3 separate regions of the Homo sapiens genome follow, and regions 2 and 3 are each linked to region 1. A link is a loop called in an ENCODE intact Hi-C map of the cell type or tissue named here. Cell type or tissue: ascending aorta. All regions are shown on one strand. Region 1 overlaps OSBPL1A (oxysterol binding protein like 1A). Region 2 holds the start of CABYR (calcium binding tyrosine phosphorylation regulated). Region 3 overlaps OSBPL1A (oxysterol binding protein like 1A).

The links. Hi-C counts contacts between places; a loop is a spot of excess contacts. Peaks named below come from ENCODE experiments on the same cell type or tissue, not always from the same donor. Only the 100,000 strongest peaks of a DNase experiment are listed, where the experiment ranks them.
Region 2: it touches region 1 in a loop (13-fold over the local background); 3 of 110 quality-filtered maps call a loop at or near these places.
Region 3: a loop joins it to region 1, with 2.7 times the contacts of the local background. A loop is called at or near these places in 23 of 110 quality-filtered maps.

What each region holds. Positions count from the first base shown.
Region 1 is chr18:24,269,988-24,274,987 of GRCh38, reverse strand. All of the region lies in intron 15 of OSBPL1A (oxysterol binding protein like 1A), which reads left to right. Among named protein-coding and RNA genes, the nearest start is that of MIR320C2, 49 kb to the left of the region's middle. RefSeq lists a silencer at 636-849. In ascending aorta, a CTCF peak has its summit at 2,772; DNase peaks (open chromatin) are centred at 7, 2,847 and 3,257; H3K4me3 peaks cover 2,423 bases; H3K27ac peaks cover 2,825 bases.
Region 2 is chr18:24,136,944-24,141,943 of GRCh38, reverse strand. It overlaps CABYR (calcium binding tyrosine phosphorylation regulated), which reads right to left and starts at 2,882. Exons shown (of 6, transcript NM_153769.3): 1 at 2,826-2,882. RefSeq lists an enhancer at 3,238-3,297. In ascending aorta, no CTCF peak of the experiment used is centred here; DNase peaks (open chromatin) are centred at 2,518 and 2,973; H3K4me3 peaks cover 1,793 bases; H3K27ac peaks cover 1,361 bases.
Region 3 is chr18:24,214,761-24,219,760 of GRCh38, reverse strand. All of the region lies in intron 17 of OSBPL1A (oxysterol binding protein like 1A), which reads left to right. It also overlaps the pseudogene RNU6-435P. Among named protein-coding and RNA genes, the nearest start is that of CABYR, 78 kb to the right of the region's middle. In ascending aorta, no CTCF peak of the experiment used is centred here; no DNase peak of the experiment used is centred here; H3K27ac peaks cover 2,348 bases.

The DNA.
Region 1 (5,000 bases):
CCACAGTGCCGCCTCTTTTGGCTTCTCCTTCCTTTGTAGCAGCTCCCCCTCAGTCACCTTCTTTTTTTTTTTTAATTTTGAGATGGAGTCTTACTCTGTTGCCCAGGCTGGAGTGCAGTGGTGCCATCTTGGCTCACTGCAACCTCAGCCTCCCGGGTTCAAGCGATTCTCCTGCCTCACCCTCCTGAGTAGCTGGGATTACAAGTGCACGCCACCACACCCAGCTAATTTTTTTGTATTTTAGTAGAGATGGGGTTTCACTGTGTTAACCAGGCTGGTCTCAAACTTCTGAACTGAAGTGATACACTCGCCTTGGCCTCCCAGAGTGCTGTGATTACAGGCTTCAGCCACCACGCCTGGCCTCAGCCACCTTCTAAAGCATTTTTTCATCTGCCTATGTATTAAATATTAGTATTACCTAGGTTTCTGCGAGTGACCTTCTCACTCCTCATATTCTCCCTGGATGATGTCACCCATTCTTTTAACTAGAATTCCCTGAGGACTCAGATGTCTCCACCTCAGACTTCTCCTGAGTTCTGATCTAATATATCCAGCTGCCTTTTGAACATTTACATATGCTTATATCAGAAGCATTTCAAAACCAACGTGTCTCAAACTGAGTTATCCATTCAACTCATAGACTTGCCACCCATTCAGTAATTCAGGCCAGGATCATGGGAACTGGCTTTGGTTCATCCTCCTTCTTCCTCCCTATCTTTAATCAAGTCCCGTCAATTTTTTTTTTTTTTTTTTTGTGAAGGAGTCTCGCTCTGTTGCCCAGGCTAGAGTACAGCGACACAGTCTTGGCTCACTGCAACCTCTGCCTCCTGGGTTCCAGCAATTCTCCTGCCTCAGCCTCCTGAGTAGCTGGGATTACAGGCACACACCACCATACCCTGCTAATTTTTGTATTTTTAGTAGAAACGGGGTTTTACCATGTTGGCCAGGCTGGTCTAGAACTCCTGACCTCAAGTGATCTGCCTGCCTCGGCCTCTCAATGTGCTGGGATTATAGGTGTGAGCCACCGTGCCCGGTTCAATTTGGTTTTTTAATATCTTGGTTGCCTATCTCCCTTTATTCTGTCTTCCCTGACTCCAGCATACAGTTCCCCATTGCTGTTCTGTGAGATAAATTCTCAAGGCTGCTCTGTTGGATGACTGTAACCATTTCCTCATACAGGCTCCACCCTTCAAAACTAGGTGAGGTGTCCCTGCTGCTCCATGAGTTCCTGGCTGTCATAGCATTTATCATATTGTATCATTATATATTCACAAACTGGAGCTTCCTAAGGAAGCAACTGTATCTTAGTTATTTTTGTAGCATGGTACTTGGCATGTGGTAGATGGTGAATAAATATTTGAATGAATGAATAATGAATGTACAAAGGAAAAAATTCAGGCTTTGGGATCAGACCAATCTGGATCTAAACTCTGCTACCTCGACCTTGAACAAATGAATATATGTTTAGGAATTCTGTTTCCACATCTGAAATTGAGCGCATATATGTGCTATTTTATGTGAGGTGCTTCAGTACAGTACCTGGCACATTTAGGAGCCATGTAGATTGCCTTTTAAAACAAGAAGGTAATTTGTTGTTCATTGTTTTGCTACCTAGCACTACTTTTATAAACTGAATTCATTCTCTAATTTTCAGGGCCTAGGGAGAGATTCTGTAGCAGGGACTCCTCTTTCCATACATGATTTTTCCAAGTACAGTAACAGTTATTATTCTGAGTGAAAAAAGTAAAAGAAATGAACTGACTTTTCAAAGATGCCATGAGGCTGGGCGTGGTGGCTCACGCCTGTAATCCCAGCACTTTGGGAGGCCAGGGCAGGTGGATCACTTGATGCCAGGAGTTGGAGACCAGCATGACCAACATAGCAAAACCCCCGTCTCTACTAAAAATACAAAAAATTAGCTGGGTTTGGTGGTGCAGGCCTGTAATCCCAGCTACTCAGGAAGCTGGGGCACGAGAATCACTTGAACCCAGGAGGTGGAGGTTGCAGTGAGCTGAGATTGTGCCACTACACTCCAGCCTGGGCGACAGAGCAAGACTCTGTCTCCAAATAAATAAATTAATTAATTAATACAATAAAATAACAATGAAAACAAAGATGCCATGAAACCTCACTGACATTCATTCCCAATTTTCCCAGCATGGCCTGGAATGGTCTTTAACACATTCTAGGTCTGTAGTGCAATTACAGCTACCACCAACTTCAATGGGACTTAAAGTACCTAGGATCTTGTGAAAGAAATATTTAATTTTGTTCATTTTTACTCTGAACTCACTAAAGTATGAGGACAGAGTTAAACACTTTAGTAAGGTGAAAGGTTTGAAACATGTTGAAACAAAAAGATTTCTTTCCCTCCATCAGAGTGTTACAGTTAACCATAAATTTCATTAACCTGAACATCCCACTTAAGTGTGGTATTTGGGTGGTGGGTTTTCCTGTCCTCTGAACCTTTGCCCTTCAAGCCTGGCTGGAATAATTTTACCTAAGTAGGTTTCACGGTAGTAGGATTAATACCGTTGTTTTCCTTGTTGCTCAGTGTCCCAACTAGGGTATAAACAATAAATATGTGAAGACTGCCTTTCAGTCTTGGTTTTGGAACCGTAAACGCGAACGCTTCAGCGTGAGCCGGAGTAAGTGACAGGCAGGACTGGAGAGAAGATTCCTTTGCTTTCCAGAGTTTCCCAAGGGGCGGGTTGGTTAAAAAAAAAAAAAAAGAAAAAAGAAAAAAAAAAAGTTGCCAGGGCCGGTGTCTCCAGGAGAGGGCCGAGCGCACAGCAGCTCTAGGACCTCGCAGGCGCCTCGGCGCGGCACTCACGTAGAGCCCAAGGAGCAGTCCCCGACCTCTCCTCGGAGGGCCGTGCAGGCTTCCCCGGCGGTCCCTACCTGCGCCTCCGCCCGCCAGCGGCGCTGGGGAAGGGGAGGAGCGGCCCGGACGCTGCCCGCCGCGCGCAGGGAGCCGCCCGCCGCAGGCCTTGCCGCCGCCCGCCCGCGCTCTCCCCGCGAGCCCCGGAGGGCGGGTCTGCGGCCGAGCCAGCGGCGGCGGAGGGGCAGCGCAGACCTCTGCGGCCCGGGCGGGCGCGGCGCGGGAGTCCTGGGCCGCTGGCGGGCAACGCCTCTGCCCGACCTCGCTGGGGAAGGCTGGCGCTGCTGCCCGGCCGGAGCCAGGGGCAGGCTGCGCAAAGGTGACTTAGGGAGACCTTGCGGGCCGCCCTGGGTCGCGCCTCCCGGATCGGCTCGCCTCGGCTCGACTGGAGGGGAGGAGGAGGAGCAGGCCGAGCGCATTCGCGCTGGAGCTTGCGAGGAGCGCAGGGTGGAGCGCGCCAGCCGGGGTCCTCGGATCTGGCCCAGGTAGGTGGGTGTATTTGCAGCTCGGTGGCTTTGCGGGGCAGCCTGGGGCCACGGAGGACGCCGGGGGACGGAGCGGGGAGGGCGGCCAGACTTGATCCAGGGATGTGAGTAGATCCAAGAATAGTTGGACGTGTGTGTGCAGAGTGGGGTGCAGCCGCGGGCGCGTGGGGAGGGGCGCACCAGCCGGGAGACCCTGCTCTCTTCCCAGTGCGGGTCTCCCTGCCGTGGGGTTCCTGCAGGAAGAGCCCCTGGGGAAAAAGCCCGTGGACTGATGTGTTTCTCAGTTGAATATTGGTATTAGGTCAAGAAGGGCTGGAGTGGGAGGAGTAAGACAGTGAAAGACATTATTGTCCTAAATAACCTTCCAAGTTAGTGATTTTTCGCATGGCTGTGCTCCGGCTGACATTGAGATGAACTTACCATCCGCTCTTCAGAGGCCGCTGAAATTCCAAGAATACGAGAAGTGCATGAGCGGATTAAGGAGAGAAAGGGAAATTCTATTTGTGTTGGGGAATGGGGAGGTGGCTTTTAACTTTAATGTTTTGATTAAGGATTTTTGATTACTCACAGGCTTTCTTTGTAGCCTAAACCAGCGGGGAATCACGTTTCCTAGCATTCAGAGCATGTGGCTAGTTGTTTTGTGCTTTCTGTTGTGCTGGATTTTTCTGGGTTTGGAGAGAGGGTGGTAAGGAGAGGAAGATGCCAGAGAAGAGCTTAGTACAGCTTTTCTGAGTTATTAAGGCTATTAAAAGTTTCTTAATTTTAATTAGGTTCAAAGACTGAATTAAGGCATTGCTTAGCAGGAATCTTTTTCGAGAGAGAAAAATGCTTGAAATGTGTGTTGGTGGAATAGTGTGTAGGCAGGAAAACGGGGTGGGGTGGGGGGTGTCTAAATACAAACTTGCTTTCCATTTTGAGGACACACCGAAGTTAATCTCCTCTCCAAATCAAATTTTTTAGTCCCTAAGCTGATGTCTTTGGCAAGGTAACTCAATTTCTGTTTAGTGGATATTTAATCTGAGCATAACTACCAGGGAGCTATTTCAGCCTCTGTCCCAGTGCTACTTTTGCCAGACTGGAGTTTTAAAGGAACTTGTATCAGCCTGAATATAGTTGCTGGACTCTAGTCTCCCCTCTTTAAAAACCCTTTAAAGGTTAAATTTAGGAGATTGTATTGACAGTGAAAGTGACCCGTATAATTTCTTTGCCCCCAGTTGTGAGCCCTGCATAATGGGGGGGAAGTAAAAGAGCCTGTTAGGTTTTCCATATTAAAGCAAAGGTCTTACTGATACTCAGGGTGGTTTATAAATAGTTTGAGCATGTTTAAATATTGTGCATAACTGAGAAAATAATTATGCAACATCATAATCTAAGCTCCATGTACAATTTTTGACATTTATCATTTACATTCTTTATAAAAAGGTTGGCTAAACTTACTACTTCTGGCATTCAAATATATGACTGTTTATCAGCTTTCTGAGAATTATAAGAAATATTTTAATTCCTCTAAAAATAGAAATTTAGAATTGTTATTCAGTCCACATTATTCAACATATATTCCTAAAATTTTCAGTTTATTTTATATATAGTCCAGAGATATAGCTACAAATTAATTTTGGAAGCAGCTAAGACAT
Region 2 (5,000 bases), 130 kb after region 1:
GTGTGAGTATAATTTATTTGTGGTATTATTATACCACCCACTGTCATTTGTACCTTTCGTTTCTCATATCTCCCTTACCCTCTTCCCAAATTTTCCCTTATGTTTCCCCTTCTGCCTTTCTGCCTTTTAAGTGGTATCAGAGATACTGCACAGACCAACCTGTAATTCTCAGAGTTGCAGAGGCTGCCACCTGAAACTGTGTCAGGGTGTATGTATTCTGACTCCTAAAAAATCACCTAAGGCTTCTAAAGAACAAAATTAAATATTTAAGAAAATCCCTAGGAAAACTAAGATAGGAAAAACAAGGTGAAGCTACAGGTAAAGTTAGCACTCCAATGCATGCCATAGCTCCTTCACTTTGATAAAGATGGGCATCAAATCGGCCCCTAAGCTACCAAGCAGCCATCACAAAATAGGAGATAGGTGGTTAAATGATTCAGGTTTCTTGAGGTGAAAAACACATCAGTTGTATGGGAGAACCACAGCTATTCTGGATACTGAAACCCAGGAGAAATTTCTCCCCCAAGTCCTTATAAAGCAAATAGTGTGATATAATGAACCATGTCCTCAACAACATCCCTACAGTAAATAATGAGTTTCACGGGGTTAAGTGGCATAGTTCAGTTACAACAATTATAGAAGGGCACAGCTTCTATTATAAAGTAACGAATATCTCATAGCAAAATGTTCAATACTTAAAAACACATCTCATCTTCCCAAAGGTCAGGACAAAATGAATCTGTACTGGCCAAAGCAAATCCTTTCAGTATATAATTAAGTATAATTGAATCCCTTAATGAAAACTTCCTTTTACGATATCATTCAACAGATTTACTGAATTAAACCATCTTTAAAAAACCAGAAGTGATCCAGCAATCCCACTGCTGGGTATATACCCAAATGGAAATCAGTATACAGAAGAGATATCTGCACTCCCATGTTTGTTCCAGCACTGTTGACAATAGCTAAGATTTGGAAGCAACCTAAGCGTCTATCAACAGATGAATGGATAAAGAAAATGTGGTACATACATACAATGGAGTACTATTCAGCCATTAAAAAAGAATGAGATCCTGTCATTTGCAACAAAGTGGATGGAACTGGAGATTATTATGTTAAATGAAGTAAGTGAGGCACAGAAAGGAAAACATTGCATGGTCTCTTATTTGTGAGAGCTAAAAATTGAAACAATTGAACCCACGGACATAGAGAAGGATGGTTACCAGAAGCTGGGAAAGGTAATGGGGCCTGGGTGGGGGAGGGGGAAAGTGGGGCTGGTTAATGGGTATAAAAAATGAATAAAACCTACTACTTGAAAGCACAACAGGGTGTCTATAGTCAATAATTGTACATTTTAAAATAACAGAAAGAGTATAACTGGATTGTTTGTAACACAAAGGATAAATGTTTGAGGGGATAGATGCCCCATTCCCAATGTGATTAACATTGTATGTCTGAATCAAAACATCTCATGTGCCCCATAAATATATACACCTACTGTGTACTCACAAAAAAAGAATTTTTTAAAAAATCAGAAGTGGGGATTCCGCAGTCCCACATGCTAAATGCTAAGGGGCATAGGCAGCATGACATGTTTGATACATACATACTATTTGATACATATATATATTTGATACATACTCATATATATCATATGTCTAATTTTCTTTAAGTACCCAAAGTGAGTAGATAGACCGTTTTGAAAGTGGCTCCCAGAGGCCGGGCGCGGTGGCTCACGCCTGTAATCCCAGCACTTTGGGAGGCCGAGTCGGGCGGATCACGAGGCGAGGTCAGGAGATGGAGACCATCCTGGCTAACACGGTGAAACCCCGTCTCTACTAAAACAAAAAATCAGCCGGGCGTGGTGGCGGGTGCCTGTAGTCCCAGCTACTCGGGAGGCTGAGGCAGGAGAATGGCGTGAATCCGGGAGGCGGAGCTGACAGCCGAGATCGCGCCACTGCACTCCAGCCTGGGTGACACAGCTAGAGTCCGTCTCAAAAAAAAAAAAAAAGAATAAAAAAGAAAGTGGCTCCCAGAAACCATGATGGCGCCAACAACCTTTCAGGAGGCAGTTAGCAGTTGGTGCTACCAAAGGTGGGGACAGCGGCCATGCACTCCATGATCCCCCGTCCCACTAGTTCTCACCCCGACTTTGGGAACGTGTGGGGCCAGGGACGCTAAACGTCCTACAGTTCAGTTCCCCACAAAGAACTGTCCTAAGCAAGCTGAGAAAAGTCAACGGGTAAAATTGTCACAAACACTATTAGGGTTATTTAAAAGCGACAGCTTAATAATTCTTCCCAGATCTCTCCTATCACCAATACTGGTCCACCACTGGCGGAATTTAAATCCTGCCCCGCCCAACTGTAAACGTCCATGCGCCCACTACCACAAGGGTAACGCCTTAAGCGAGAAATACGATGCCTTTCAGGATGCCAGCGGGGACTTCGGAGCCATAGGTAACCGCACTCCCCGACCTCTCCCTAAAGAACCTCCGGGATGTGGGCCCCCGCTGTGTCAGTGCTCGTTTTGCGCTAGGTCTGTTTGGGAGAGACGGGAGTGAAATGTAGGAGGCTGGGCGTGCTCACATCGCCTGGACTTGTCCAAGAGAGGCGGGCGACGGACCCACCGAGGCCTCAGATTCGGCAGCTGGCCGTCTGGTCGCCGCACTCCCCGGTGTGGGCCGGGGCCGCCCCACAGGCCCCCCACCCCCGACTCTGAGGACCCTCCGCCTGCCCCGACGACCTCTCCCACTGCGAGAGACTCCCTGAGACATAATGGTCTCCGAGGCCGCAGGGTGCGCCTTTTCTCCAGATTCTCCCCACCTGCTTTCCGGCCGCGCTCTTAAGAGCTTCCTCGTTGCCCCCTTGCCGGCGGCTCCTGAGGAGACTTGGCGCTTGCGAGCGTTTTTATAGCCCCGCAGGCATCGGGGCGTGCATCACGAAGCTCCGCATCACAAAGCTCCGCACCACTCAAGGAGGCGGGGCCACAGCGGCCGCAGCCAATGGGGAGCCGAAAGCGACAAAGGCCATGATTTGGCCGGCGAGGGAGACTTATTTCCCCTTTTCTGGCTAAATCTGAACGGATTTAGGTGATTTCCCAACAAATAGCCAGGAGTAGCTCAAAGCGACTGCCTCTCCGTCTTTGGTCGTTGAGCTTAAAATTAGAGCTCGTTTGGAAAGAAAGTAAGAGATTTATGGCAGTGCTGTCTTGTCACTGCCTCGCCATTCCACACATTGCTCCTGGCCCCATAAACTATAGCTCTCTTCGGTCACCTTTAGGAATAATAATTTCTGCCACGTTGTAGACACACAGTGAATAATTGTATGCAACAGAGCACTTTTTCTTTTGTGAAACTCGCCTGTGGAATGGGAGTTCAGCATGAATCCAGAAACTTCCTGTTTCTCCACAGTTGAGATCAGACACCAACTATCCCCACAAAGCACACCGTCAGCAACAAGTCAAGGTGTTACTGTGTGTAACTTCAGCTCAATTTTACCAAACTAAAGGAATACTGCTTCATTTAAAAACGCCCACTCTGCCGGGCACGGTGGCTCACGCCTGTAATCCCAGCACTTTCGGAGGCCGAGGCGGGTGGATCACGAGGTCAGGAGTTCAAGACCAGCCTGGCCAAGATGGTGAAACCCTGTCTCTACTAAAAATACAAAATATTAGCCGGTCGTGGTGGTGGGTGCCTGTAATCCCAGCTACTCTGGAGGTTGAGGCAGAGAATTGCTTGAACCTGGGAGGCGGAGGTTGCAGTGAGCCCAGATCACACCACTGCACTCCAGCCTGGGCTACTGAGCGAGACTCCGTCTCAAAAAAACAAAAAACAAAACAAAAAAAACAAAAAAACGCCCACTCTCTGCTCTTTCACTCATTTAGGCTCAGGTATTTGGGCTGGGCTCTAAATAACACCATAATCATGATTATCAGAGTACAAGCAGCCTTAATTTTGATCCATCTTCAAATGTTTAAAAAGCAACTACTTTAAACCAAAGAGCATCGCCAGGGCAGATATCTGACCAAAAACAAAACAAAACAAAACAAAAACCAAACCAAAATAAAACAAAACCCTATTTTTTAATTCAGAAAAAATTAGGGCTTCCAGAGCACTTTGCAATAAAAGCAATGTTAAGGCCTCAGTCAGCATTATCTGGTGCCATTCATTAATCCACTTAATAATTATTTTACTGAGTGCCAGGAAAGCTCCCTCTTCTCGGGAAGTTTACATACTTAAAAAGGGAGAATTAGCGAGACTCCGTCTCACAAAACAAAACAAAAAAAAGGGAGAAATGCTTTTAGACTGAGTATGTTGGTGGGTCTGCAGATATTTTTCATCCTTCATCACTTGCCTCCAGCACCACTTTGGTAATGTAAATAAAAGTGAGATGAGGCTGTCATGATTTCTGATAGCTTGGTTTATAACACATTTAGGTGTCAGAGACATAATGAACTGAGCTACTGAAAATCCTAAGTACCTCATCTATGGTGTCTTTTGGAATTGGAGACATTTATGGTTTTTTTAACGTAACCTTGGTGGGTCATCTCAAACATCTATTAGGTGTAAGGTATTATGCAGAAATACCTGTAACTCAAAAAACAAGATTTTACTCTCCATTTCTTCAGTGACTGTTTGGCTGAGTCATTCTGAAATGCAAATTGTTACAATGTAAACATCTAACCAAGAATTTTCAAACCACTGCCCATCGCTGCTTTGATTTCTTGAACTCTTAATGATTTGATGTGGTTTCACAATCTTGGCTTGTGTTCATCTCCCTTTCAATCACCAGTATGTTATTTTTTGGTCACCAATGATTTAAAACGCAAATGTACCTTCCACTGCCCCTCTCCCACACCCCAAATCCTTACCCTATGGAAGTCCATGGTTGTGGGTGTGGCCTCTGCATACCTCTCGTATTTCATGTCTCACCATGTGATTCCCACTTGACCCTCCAGAGTCTTGAACACACATGTCGCTTATCACCTCTGTGCTTTTG
Region 3 (5,000 bases), 55 kb after region 1:
ATTGACCTCATCCTGCCCTAGTTTAAAGAGCAGATAGGAGTTGCTCTTTTGGAGACGGGCTGAGACTCTTTAGAACTGCTTCCAGTTCTAGCATTTTCTAAGCAAATGATGGTGAGACATACTTTCACCAGACTCCAAGCGCTTGTTCTCATCTAGTCTAGATGAGTGATTATTGTAGGTAAATCAGAGCAGTTTTCTAGGGCAGCCATAATCTGTAAGGCTATGCTTAAATCAACCAAATAGCAAAGAGCTAAGAAACTTATGTACGAAGAGAAATAAAAAATATTTTCAGATGAATAATCCCATTTCTAAAACTTTTTATTATGGAAATTTTCAAGCATGCCTACAAGTAGAATAATATAATGAACCCTTGATTCCCATCATTCACCCTCAACATTTACCATGTGCCCAACTTGGTTTCATCTATAAACCACCACATCAATGTTCTGATTTATTTTTATTTGTTGTGAGACAGGGTCTCACCCCATTGCCCAGGCTGGAGTGCAGTGGTGTGATTATAGCTTACTGCAGCCTCAACCTCCTTGGTCTCAGGTGATCCTCCCACCTCAGCCTCTTGAGTAGCTGTGACTACAGGAGTCACTAGCATGCCTAGCTAATTAATTTTTTTTTTCCAGATATGAGGCCTTGCTATGTTACCCAGGCTGGTCTTGAACCCCTAGCCTCAAGACATCCTCCCACCTTGACCTCCCAAAGTGCTGGGATTACAGGCATGAGCCACTGCGCTCGGCCTCCTATTTTTAAAGCAAATCCAAGCTATACCATTTTATCTTTATTTTTTTTAGGGACATAGCTTTTTAACTAACAAAAATTGTATATTTGTAGTGTACAACATGGTGTTTTGAAATATATATACCGCACATTGTGTAATGGATGAATCGAGCTAATATATGCATACCTCACATGCTTATTTTTTATGGTGAGAACACTTTAAACTATACTCTCTAGTGATTTTCAAGTATATAATACATTGTTAGTAACTATAGTCACCATGTTGGGCCAGGCGCAGTGGCTCACGCCTATAATCCCAGCACTTTGGGAGACCGAGGTGGGTGGATCACCTGAGGTCAGGAGTTCGAGACCAGCCTGGCCAACATAGTGAAACCCCCGTCTCTACCAAAAAATACAAAAATTAGCCAGGCGCAGTAGTGCATGCCTGTAATCCCAGCTACTCAGAAGGCTGAGGTGGGAGAATCGCTTGAACCTGGGAGGCAGAGGTTGCAGTGAGCCGAAAGCACCCCACTGCTCTCCAGCCTGGGTGACGGAGCGAGACTCCATCTCAAAAAAAACAAAACAAAAACCATGTTGTACAGTAGATTACTTGAACTGATTTCTACAAAAAATATGGGACACTTCATGAATTTGCATGTCATCCTTGTTCAGGGGTCATGCTAATCTTCGTATCATTTCAATGTTTAGTATATGTGTTGCCAAAGCAGGCACTCATTTCATCTTTTAAATAACTCAGTATGTATCTCTAAAACAGTGGGAGTCTTTTTTGCTTCTAAACCACAGTACTATTATCATGTATAATAATAATTTCTTAATTATCATCAAGTATTTAGTTAGTATTCACATTTTCTTGATTGTCTTGTAAATGTCATTTAGTAATTGGATCCAAAATGGTATTTAGTAATAGGATCCCAAAGTTCTACATACTGCCTTTGGTTTCTATGTCTCTTAAGTCATTTTACTCCAGGTTTCCTCTTCCCTCCCCCATTTTTTCTTGCCATTTATTTTTCAAGAAACCTGGTCGTTTGTTCTGTAGAGTATTCTACCATCTGGATATTGCTGGTTGTATTCCTGGGGTATCATTCCACATGTTCTTTTACTCCTGAATTTCCTGTGGACTGATGGTTATTTACAAAGGTGTGGCCAGATTTATGTTTCAGTTTTTTAGCACAAAATTCATAGGTACACAAACCATAGGTACTTCCTATGACATCAATCAGAGAGCATTTGCTCTCTGATTCTCTTCTTTCTGTAATGGTGAGATTGATTCTTGGGTTTAGTCATTGACAATCTGACACATCCATGATAAAGTTGCCTGACAGTCTTTCACCTAATGATTTAGTGGTTGATCATTGTCTTCATCTTTATTTCTTTAGGTGCTGCAAAACAGTAGTCTTTCAATTCTGTCACTCCTTCTACATTTATTAGCTGAAAATCTATAAAGAAGAGCTTCTGACAGGGTGCAGAGGTTCACACCTGTAATCCCAGCACTTTGGGAGGCAGAGGCAAGTGTATCACTTGAGGCCAGGAGTTCAAGACCAGTTGGCCAACATGGTGAAACTCTGTCTCTGCTAAAAATACAAAAATTAGCTGGGCGTGGTGGCGGGTGCCTGTAATCTCAACTACACGGGAGACTGAGGCAGGAGAATCGCTTAAACTCGGGAAGTGGAGGTTGCTATGAGCTGAGATCACACCACTGCACTCCAGCCTGAGTGACAGAGCAAGACTCTGTCTCAAAAAAAAAAAAAAAAAGAGCAAAACTTGTCTCAAAAAATAAAGAAGAGCTTCCTAACACCTCCTTATAAAATGATCTATATATTGGTTCCCTAGCATCCTACAAAGGTAATATATGAGCCCATGGGTTGGATTTGTTTAAATCTATTACAGTATCTTTCCCCCTCTTTGGTCAGAGTAAGCCCCTCTGGGTCAGCTTCTGTGTCCCTCTGACAGGACCCTCATTGGTTTCTCTGGTAATTTTTTTTATAGATATTTGTAGGCAATAACTCCATTGTCTTTGATAGCTGCCTTGCTTTCTGATAAGAAAAAAGTGTTTCAGGCTTACATCATTTGTTTCCTGCCCCAGACATAGAGTCAGCTATTTCTCTAAGGAGCCATATTTCATTTTAGTGGGAAATAATATTTAGAAATAACAATCTGAGTGGTAAGGATGTTCATTGCTACTGCATTGACCGTTGTTTGTAGTCTTATTCCTCGGAGACAGCTGAAACCTTTCCTCCCCTTTAAAAAAAAAAATAACCGATGAACCCTAAACAAAAACAGGTAAATAAAATTGTTTTTGTCCTTCTTTTTAATTTATATGAAAAGATGTTTGAGTTTTGGAAGTTTGTATTGTCCTTTGAAACTGGAATTTAAGAAAGAGGTAGCTGAAAAGAAAGTACTGATCTTAGAATAACATTGTTTTCTATTGGTAAATGTGAAATAAGAAAAATTGCCCATATATTTAAAATCTATGAACATGGTTTTCCTTTTTCTTTTTTCTTCTGGAGACACAGTCTCGCTCTGTCGCCAAGGCTGGAGTGCAGTGGCACTATCTCGGCTCACTGCAACCCCTGCCTCCCGGGTTCAAGCAATTCTCCTGCCTCAGCCTCCCAGGTAGCTGGGACTGCAGGCACACGCTGCCACGCCCAGCTAATTTTTTTGTATTTTAGTACAGACAGGGTTTCACTGTGTTGCCCAGGCTGGTCTCAAACTCCTGAGCTCGGGCAATCCACCCGCCTTGGCCTCCCAAAGTGCTGGGATTACAGGTGTGAGCCACTGCGCTTGGCCAGTTTTTCATTTTATTGAGAATACAAAGGCGTGTCTGGTCTCTACAAAGCTGGTTGTAAAGTTACATTGTCAAATGTAAACAAGAGGTGACGAGAGGCTGTAAGCTCTGTTATTTGTACCTGGGTCCCTTGATACTACTTTCCCCATTCAGAGGTCTCGTTATTTTCTCCTTTTGATCCCTGGACTTTTTCAATATCTTAGGTAAATATCCAATTTCTATTTCAAGTTTACTTTACAAACACTTATAATCCCCAGGATGTCAACAGAAAGAAGCAGTTAAATATTTATTAAAACGTATATTCTTGCTTGGCATCTCGATCTATTTATCCAAAGATGTACCCTCTTCCCCCAACCCTCCCATTCCCAACACACGTGAACACAAGATTTTGAGTGCCTAGGAAATATCTTTCACAGTAACAGCCTTTTAATGGTCTGCCTTAACCTGTTTCTTCTGCCCACATCTTCTAATAAATCATAGATTGGGTATCTTGACTTCTGGTGACTTAAGGGATTTGGTCTCTACAAATACACTGAAGTGTCTGTTTTCCTTTGGAGCTGTGCCAATCTAAATTTTGCCTAAAGGAGAAAATCGCCTCAGGGGACACGGAGTTCTTTGGCCTTATTTGCTTTGCTTGGTAGCTTAGGAGGAATTTTCCTTTTTCAGAAAACACCATATATAATAATAAAAAAATTGCAAGGTAAATAAATTAAGGAAGTGATTGTTTTAAAAACCACATAGATCCTTAACAGGTTGGTTGGTTGGTTGGTTTGCCTTGTGTTTTAGAATCCTCAGAAAAATTTGGTTTATACACAGCTCTTTTCAAAACACATTGATTGCATAAAATGTGATATGTTCTCATTGTCTGGGCTATGACCTGCTGTTGTATCATGTTGATACAGCACAGTGTTCAGCCAGGATTTGAAATTTAGCATAAAGTATCCATTTTACCATAGTAAATTTCAGATCTGATTGTGTGTTTTAGGACATTGTGTAATCTTTCTCAGCAGAAAAAAAACCTGCTTTAGGAAAGGGGAAGGATGCAGTCCTTTGCAGGACAGGTATTTTACTATGCTCAGAGCAATCCAAAAGGAAACAGAAGGGAAAATAACATACGTGTCAGAGAACCCTGGAGATATTATGTGTTATGTATCACAGAGCAGGAAGGAACCAGAAACTCAACTCCCTTCCTAGAAATTCTATCCCTCTGATGGTAAGCAATCAAAAGCATCTCAGATCATTTATAAACAGAGTTAAATCAGGCTGTGGAAGTAGCTAAAGCAAAGCACAAACAAATTGTTATATTTATTCTGAAAAAGTAGGTGTGGTTTGAAGGGAAGTTAGTCTGGAAAGTTCAGAGCCATGAAAAGCAACACAGTCATATTTGCAGAAGGGCACTTCTGTTATTCAGTCCATCTCTGCTTCGTTTTTTGTCTTCTCTTGTTGTGAAGTATTTTTTGCACAG